Linked DNA regions of Homo sapiens: region 1 is linked to region 2. Evidence: read pairs that join two places in POLR2A ChIA-PET (ENCODE). Cell type or tissue: CD4-positive, alpha-beta T cell. All regions are shown on one strand. Each heading gives the region's core, and the rest is flanking DNA. Links, peaks and the distances in the headings are about the cores only.

Evidence for each region. ChIA-PET counts read pairs that join two places held together with the same protein. Peaks named below come from ENCODE experiments on the same cell type or tissue, not always from the same donor. Only the 100,000 strongest peaks of a DNase experiment are listed, where the experiment ranks them.
Region 1: POLR2A ChIA-PET joins it to region 2 with 5 read pairs; 4 of 35 experiments call an interaction of 5 or more read pairs at or near these places.

Annotation. Positions count from the first base shown.
Region 1 is chr13:51,532,436-51,536,832 of GRCh38, reverse strand. No RefSeq gene overlaps it. Among named protein-coding and RNA genes, the nearest start is that of MIR4703, 18 kb to the left of the region's middle. In CD4-positive, alpha-beta T cell, for the core only: no CTCF peak of the experiment used is centred there; a DNase peak (open chromatin) is centred at 2,242; H3K27ac peaks cover 564 bases.
Region 2 is chr13:51,612,394-51,616,790 of GRCh38, reverse strand. The region is part of intron 1 of WDFY2 (WD repeat and FYVE domain containing 2); the gene reads right to left. Among named protein-coding and RNA genes, the nearest start is that of WDFY2, 30 kb to the right of the region's middle. RefSeq lists enhancers at 2,226-2,315, 2,346-2,405. In CD4-positive, alpha-beta T cell, for the core only: no CTCF peak of the experiment used is centred there; a DNase peak (open chromatin) is centred at 2,120; H3K4me3 peaks cover 639 bases; H3K27ac peaks cover 696 bases.

The DNA of each region.
Region 1 (4,397 bases), core at 134-4,133, 80 kb after region 2:
AATAGATGGGGGTTTCACCATGTTGCCCAGGCTGGTCTTGAACTCCTGGCCTCAAGTGATCCTCCCACCTTGGTCTCCCAAAGCGTTGAGATTACAGGCATGAGCTGCCATGCCCGGCCATCAAGTCATTGAATTTTGATTACACATTCTTTTCCATTGATAATAGTTATGATTTTTAGAAGAGCAATCAAGATCGAGTGCTTGTTGTGAAACATCATAGACTTTCAGAGATGTAAGTTACTTTGGGGATCTAGTCCAACCTTTAGTTCTAAATGAAGCTGAGAGAGGTAACTTAACATGGTGGCCAGAGCAAGACAAAACCAGGGCCTCCAAATTCTATTATATAAGTATTTAAGGCCACTGTGGCTGGGTCTCTCCCAGAAACCAGACTCTGACAGAGATTTGCTTGCAAGAAACACAATGGGGAGTGCCCTTGGAGTAAATACCTATAGGGGAGTGAAGGATTTAGGGTTGGGCAGAGGAAGGAGTTGAGCTGATCAAGTGATTCCCCATGTGCTCAGAGCTGGAACGACCCCTCTGAGTTACCCTGCCTTAAGGCAAGGGCCTGGGGCCTCTATGCCCTGTCCCTAACCGACCAGTCATTGATACAGGCTGCTTTCATGGGGGCAGCATGACCTTGGGCAAGGTGGCAGTCTTTCACTGAGGGCAATTCTGGGAGAAGGACTTCACTGAAGGTGCTCAGTCACCATCACTCCCAGCAGCTGGAGAAGTGAGCACCACAGTCCTTCAGAAGGCTCCGCAGCTTCTGCTATAATGCCAAAGAAGAGATTGGTAATGATGTCTTCATACACGATTTCTCCCACTAGTTAACAAGACCCTCATCAACAGATCCCCATTTTATACTGGGCTCAAAAGAAGTATAAAATATATCATATTGCTAAGATGCTATTAGGAACTCAATAATATTTTTGACAGATAAAAATAAAATAAATTAATCGAAACATTAACTGTGGTTTGAAGACAGCAACCTTTTTTTTTTTTTGAGATGGAGTCTCACTCTGTTGCCCAGGCTGAAGTGCAGTGGCATGGTCTCAGCTCACTGCAACCTCTGAGCCCAGGTTCAAGTGATTCTCGTGCCTCCTTCTCGTGCCTCAGCCTCCCGAGTAGCCAGGACTACAGGCGTGAGCCACCACGCCCAGCTACTTTTTTTGTATTTTTAGTAGAGACAGGGTTTCGCCATGTTGGCCAGGCTGGTCTTGAACTCCTGACCTCTGGTGATCCACCCGCGGTTGGCCTCCCAAAGTGCTGGGATTACAGGCATGGGCCACCGTGCCTGGCCTGAAGATGGTAATTTTTATAAAGACATTTCCCCTCTTACTTTTATAAAGACATTTCCCCTCTTAATTAAAGCTATAATTTGAAATTAGAAATATGATTCATCATGTTACATTAAAATCTGAATATTAGAAAGCCTCTTTGCTTTTTGATTGGCTTTTAACCCACACCATTGTGTGTGTGGGGTGAGGGGGATTAGAAACCAACATATTATTTTAAGATGAAAGAACATGAGGGTAAGCCCAAAGATACAACTTTCATGAAAGGCTTCCCTGTTGTCCTAATTAATTGCACAGAATCCTACGAGGGAAAACCCCTGCTAACTTCTAAGTTAGCTTGATATTCTTTTTTTCATTTGTATCACCAAGGGGTACAAAGTGAATAAATCAATATCCCTGGAACATACATTTAAAAATGCTAAACTTTTTATCTCCCTAACAGTTTCTTGTTTCATTAAGAAATTGGATTAAAGAAAAATCTTCACATTTAAAGCAGGATGAAGACTTGAAGTCTGAAGGATACAACACTAAAATATAAGACATGGTATGTCACATGAAAAATGTGGGTTTGTATTGAATAGCTCAGGTGTTTTCATTCCATCTGGAAGATCATTTGTGCCAAAGGAATATTTAATGTACTTATATACTACTGTCTGTGTGCACAAAATAATTTTGGTCTAAGGAAAAGACATCCCTGTTTTAACCAGTGCTCCAAACAAGAAGCAACCTTCAAGAATAACAGTAACAACAGAAGAACTAAAACATCACAAATTGCATTGAGAACTATAATGAATGGCTTTTTGTGTCACTAAAGCAGCCCCTTGGCAGGCCCAGCTGCAGCTGTTAACATTTCGGGAGCATTCAAATTGGGCAGATGTGCCAAAGTGCGGCCATGCCCCCTTTCCAGGGTGTAGGACATCATGTTTCAGTCATGGGCCTAAAGGAGTGGCCTCAGGAAACCTCACCCAGGAAGTGGCTGCGGCTGTCTCAGGGTTAGTGGTGTAAAGCAAGAGGCTGTCTCTGGTATTCCCTGACTTCTCAAAATGCCAAATAATCAACTAGTTGAAGCTTCAGCTGAGCTTTACCTTTTAAGAATATCATGTACAATAAAATAATATTGATTTGGATATAATCATTCAGAGCTCAAAATAATTTTCATGGAAGTTTATAATTTTTTGCTTTTGTGAATAGTTTGCTAAATAATTTATGATGCAAAGAAAAGGTGGTGACTTCCTGTGGGTCGGAGAGGGCGTGGTGACCTACAGGGAGCTTTGCTAGGATTCCAGAACCAGTGTGTGCTATAGCAATGAGAAACAGGGCAAATATCCTCACCTCTTCCCCCTAAACTACCATACTTCATTCATGTAATGAAGTCACAGTCCACATTTTCCAGCTTCCGTTTTCTTTGAATGAGACATTAGTGTATCAACTGAGCTGCCTTCACTCTAGTCCCCAATATCTTTCCTTTATCAGGAGTGTGTCAACATGAAAACAGAACTATTCATGATTTGTTTTCCTGTAGACAAAGTCACCAGGTGATTATTTTGTCTACAAGTTATTATGTTATTATGTAGATGAATAAGTGCATATTTAGGCCAACAAAACAAAAAAAAAAGCCCTTTAAAAACTTTTAGAAAAGAATTCTGCAACAGAACTGTTTGCTTGGGTTTGCCTACTCCAGAAATGTAGACCTGGACTCAAATAGATATTGCTCACCTTAGCCAGGTATATATAATAATAATACAGGCTTGGCACAGTGGCTCATATCTATAATCCCAGCACTTTGGGAGGCTGAGGGAGGTGGATTGCTTGAGCCCAGGAGTTTGAGACCAGCCCAGGCAACATGGTGAAACCCTGTCTCTACAAAAGATACAAAAATTAGCTGGGCATGGCAGCATGCATCTGTGATCCCAGCTACTTGGGAGGCTGATGTGGGAGGATTGCTTGAACCTGGGAGGCAGAGGTTGCAGTGAGCCAAGATGGCACCACTGCACTCCAGACTGGGTGACAGAGCGAGACTCTGTCTCAAAAACTAAAATAACAACAATAATAAATAATACCAGAAGAGTTTATTTACTTGGAAGTTTATAAAAACCACAAAACATTCGTTGACAATGAAGTTACTCTCTAGAATTAGAACTGTATTTCATAGAAATATGCAATTTTCTTTGCATTATTTTTCCCCCAAACAAATTTAAAGGTTTCTGATATTCTCCATATCTTTCTAGTGAGATCTCTCAGAACAGTTTTGAAAGAACTGAAAACCTTCCAGCAGTGTTTTTTAGTGGGTGAGGGGAGAGGAATTTCAATCAGTAACATCTTAAACAGCTCTCAAATTGTCCTTGGACCAGACCACGGGACTCCACAGTAAGTTCCCCTCTCTGCATACCACAGTCTCAGGAATCTTTCTGATCTTCACTTCCATTGTAATCTAATTCTTGTGCCCTTGCAATTTGATACCTCAGACTGCACCTTCCTCCCCAAGTTCACTACTGCCTGAGCCAGAGACTGTGTTTCCCTTTTTCTGATATCCCACTGCTAAAGGCCATGCTCCCACACCCAGTTCTCAGTCTCTGTACCCTAACTCAAGTCAGCTGGATTCTCCAGTTGCAACAACGGCATTCTCTGAACTTGTGGGTTAATGCCCAGCATTTTGTGTGATCTTTGGTAGTGGAAAGTGATGATTCACACATCTCATGGTCCTCTGGTCTGGAAAGTTCTTAACCACTGTCTATGTAGCATTGAACCCTGGCAAATTCTGAGAAATGGGTTTTCAAGAACCCACTTTAAGAGTGTATCTACCACATCCTATCTATCCAAAAGAATTCTGTGTGTGCTAGAGAAAGCATCACAAGTTTGGGAGTAGACGCTGCTCTCTCCCTATTCAGTGTCAATTAGAATTTTTCCAGTGCATCCCAAGAGGCACCAGATATTGAAGGCAGGACTTTCTACTCTTTTTGCCCTTACAATTCTTACAGTTGACTTCTTCTAGAGGCAGGGGAGTATGTCTTGTTTTAAAATTTATTTTTTTAATTATACGTTAAGTTCTAGGGTACCTGTGCACAATGTGCATGTTTGTTACATAGGTATACATGTGCCATG
Region 2 (4,397 bases), core at 261-4,260:
CACCAAATATTCTGATTCTCCTCCTTCTAAGCACACGATAGGATAGCACTTTCCAGCCTCCTTAAATTTAGCCACGACCATGCGACTAACTTTGATGAAGAATAAGTGGAAGAAACGTGTGTCACTTCTGGGTGACAGAAGTCTTTAAAAGCCAGTGCAGGACCTGCCAAATCTTTTCCCCTATCATGGTGAGTGGAAATGCTCAAGTTGGTAGAGCCTCAGTTAGCCTATCACACAGAACTCTCAAGAATCAACGACCATGAGTGAGAAATAAATCTTTGGGTTAAAAGCCTCTGAGATTTAAGAGTTACCTGTTATTGCAATTTAACCTAGCCTATCCTGACTGATGCAGGTGAGTACTAGGTAATTGAAAAAAAGAAGACAGCATTTCTTTTCCAATATTCTAGAATTCAGATTGTTCATTATTCCAGACTTTCTCCCCGCCATATCATTTGCTCCCCAACCTCTCCCAGAAAACAAGTCATAAAAATCGCTATCTGAATTTTGGCATTATGAGAATCATGAATTTATACAGTATCTTATTTATTCACATTGAGACAGGGTCTTATTCTGTTGCCCAGGCTGGAGCGCAGTGATACAATCACAATTCACTGCAGCCTCGACCTCCTGGGTTCAAGCAATCCCCCCACCTCAGTCCGCCCAGTAGCTGGGACTAGGAACATGCACTACTGAGCTCGACTAATGTCTTTATAAAGATGAGGTCTCACTATGTTGATTAGGCTGGTCCCGAACTTCTGGGCTCAAGTGATCCTCCTGCCTGGGCCTCCCAAAGAGCTGGGATTACAGGCAAAAACCACCACATGTGGCCTGTTCTTTTATTTTCGAATATTCTGCTTTTTAAAAAGTCATTACTGGTTAAAAAATAGAAATCCATCCTTGCAAAACACACACACAGAATAATTCACCTAGCAAAAAATTCAAACCCCTAAGTATAAAAAGTAAAAAATAACCAAATCTCTTACCTTGATTCCTTTATATGCATACATAGATTTTTTTTAAAAGAAAGAGACATGGTGTCACAAAAAGAGTATACATATTACTTTGCAAAGTCGTTACTTAACAGCTTTCTAGTTAATAATTGTATTGTATGGTCATAACATAATTTATTTAACCATGTCCCTACTGATGGACATTTCAGCTTATTCCACATTTTTATTTAATTGCAATGCATGATTTATCCCAAGAAGTAAAATTTGTCCCAATAAGTGGGCCTGTTTAAACGGCCTTTGTTAAACAATCAAAGGGTGTGTATATTTCACATCGACAGGTACTGCCAAACTGTTCTTCAAAGTGATGGTATCAACAGTACTATCAAAATATATGAAAAGTGCCTTTTCTCCTTAGATCCTTATTATCTATTTTAAAAAATATTTACCAATCTGGGAATCAAAAAATGATGTTTCAGTGTTTTTTTTTTAATTTGCACTGATTTAATTATTTGTTTCCAACTTTATTTTTTACTATCTGTATGTTGTCTTTGGAGAAATATCTACCTGTCCATATTTTTTATTTTTTAATAGGGTTAGCTTTTTTATATTATTTGAGGCTTTTAATCTATTATGAATACTAAGACTTTTCAACTTGTGTTGCAAATATCCTCTCTAACTCTTCATTTATGAATGCTGGCTTTCAACATATGAATATGGTTAAATTAGTCACAATTTCCCATTATAATTTCTGGGTTTCAAGATAGTTTTTAAACTAATTCCAAGCTTAATAAATCAATTGAGAGAACACACCCACAAAGGATACAATTAACCCCGTGTTTTTACCTCTTTATGTGCACTCTGAGCTTACTTTATTCTTTTACATCAATGTGTATATGATCTCTCAGAGTGCTAAGGCACTCAAAGAACCCAGCAAAACACCCAGTGTAGATTTTCAATAAATGTTCATTTATTTCATTCCTCCTGAGTCCCATTAGTTTAGAGACAACAGACACATAATTCTTTTTAAAATATTTTCCAACAGAATTCCAATTGTGTTCAGGGTGACAACGTGCCCGGCCAAAACTACATTTCCCAGCCTTGTCTCCAGCTACGGGTGGCAATGTGACACAGTTTTGGTTAATGACATGTAAGCGGAAGTCACTGAACTGAGCTTCCAGGAAGCTCTTTGAAAGAGAACAGGCACAGCTGGTACGTGCCTTTTGCCATCTGCCCTTCTCCTCCTTCCTGCCTGGAAAGCAGATGCAATGCTGACTGGAGAGCAGCCATCGTGAGGCTTCAAAGGGACAAGATCACTAAGGATGGCTGAATGGAAAGGCAGCAGCACCATGGGTCTCTGATAGCATCTCTGAGCCACTGACCAACCCTAGAATGCCCACCTCTGGACTTCTTGGTATAAAAGGAAAATAACCGTTTACTTGTTTAAGACATTGTGAATGAGTCAGGTTTTCTGTTCGTTGCAGCAAAATCTAGAATCTAAACTATATATCAGGGTTCACTCAACATCTTCATATAAATTTTAAAACAACCCTTTCATTTTCATAGCTTGAGATAATCCCTTGAAGAACAGCTATGCTGGTTTGAAAGGCAAGTTCTCTATTCACAGATACACTTTTTTTTTTTTTTTTTTTTTTTTGGAGACCGAGTCTCGCACTGTCGCCCAGGCTGGGGTGCAGTGGCACGATCTTGGCTCACTGCAACCTCTGCCTCCCAGGTTCAAGCGATTCTCCTGCCTCAGCCTCCCAAGTAGTTGGGATTACAGGCGCCCACCACCAGGCCCAGCTAATTTTTTGTATTTTTAGTAGAAACGGGGTTTCACTATGTTAGCCAGGCTGGTCTCAAACTCCTGACCTCATGATCCACTCGCCTCAGCCTCCCAAAGTGCTGGGATTACAGGCATGATTACATGGGACGCCTGGCCTTATTCACAGACATACTTAATTTTAAAAGGAGAAATCAAATCATTAAACACTTCAAGTACAAAATTCAAGAACACCCTTAAGGAGAAGTCAGTAATCAGCAACATATGGTGTCACCTGTGCTAACTTGGTGTTAAATTACCCTTATCAGCACACCACATGGCTTGTTTTAGCTGTGACATAAAATTTAGGCATCTAAGACTTTTCCACGAAAAAAAAAATCACAGCTAAGAAGGAATTCTTAACAATTATACAAGACTGAGTATGTATTTTTGTCATTAATCCATTCCCAAGAATTTGGGCTCACTTGTAGCTTGAAATGAAGAATTAAGAAAATATTACAGAATGTGCCCAGGGAAAGACCCACCACTGTCCAAAATCATGTTCTTCAAAGTATTTCACTAGATAAGGAAGGAAATGCACAAGCTGATGGAACTATTTAACCACTCTACTACTGGAAAGAACAATCTCAAAATGTAGTCCTGTTTTAGTCCTCACTTTAGCTAGCCAGCCTCTCAGAACCGAAGAATGAGCAAAAGCCCCGCAAGAGGAGCAGATTGAGCCCTCGACAGAGGTCCTCTCCAGGATGGCAGTCATTTCAGCTTGGGAAAGAAGGGGAGATGGGGGGCATATGCTGTAAGCTCCAGGAGACTGGAGCTTTGTCATCTTTGCAGCTTCTTTTTTTTTATTTTTTAGAGACAGGGTCTCATTATGTCACCCAGGCTGGAGTGCAGTGGCTATGCACAGGCATGATGATCACACACTACAGCCTCAAACTCCTGGGCTTAAGTGATCCTCCCACCTCAGCCTTCCGGGTAGCTGGGACTACAGGCATGCACCACCGCACATGGCTGCAGCTTCTTCATGATCAGCCACCACGGCCTCCACCAAGAATAATTTTCTTTTCAAAAACACCTAACCCTCCCCCACCAAAGTGTCTTTCACATGGCATCAGATATTTTTAAATTGAATTTTTCAACTATGAATAAACTCCCTTACTCACATTGAACACTGTCCTGATTTGCCTCTGTAATAAGAAGAAATATACCACATGCTACTGATCACAATCTCTGCACCCTCTACCTGTAAGGGGGAGGAAGGTGGAGAAAGAATAGAGTAGAAAACAGAGAAGAAAGTCAACAAAGAAGGACAATGCACAGAACATAATGTATATGGTCAACCATAAACTTTCCACATTAACAAAGAACTATACAACTGCCAAAGCCAGACATAAATCCCCTATTCCCAACTAGTCCAAAGCATTGGTTAGTTATTATTTTAATACTTCCTTTTACAAATGGACTATATCACTTCTCAGAGTTTAATACACTTTTTGGCATATGTATCTACAAGCATAGACAGAGCTTAACAAACTTTTTGAAATGTGTACCTATAAAACAGTAAAAAAAATTTAATTGTAAAAAGACTTCTAAGTGTTAATTTGAAACACAATTTGAAAGTGTTCAAAGTTCTAATTTATGTCAGCCAAGTTAAGAAAAGTTGGTAACAA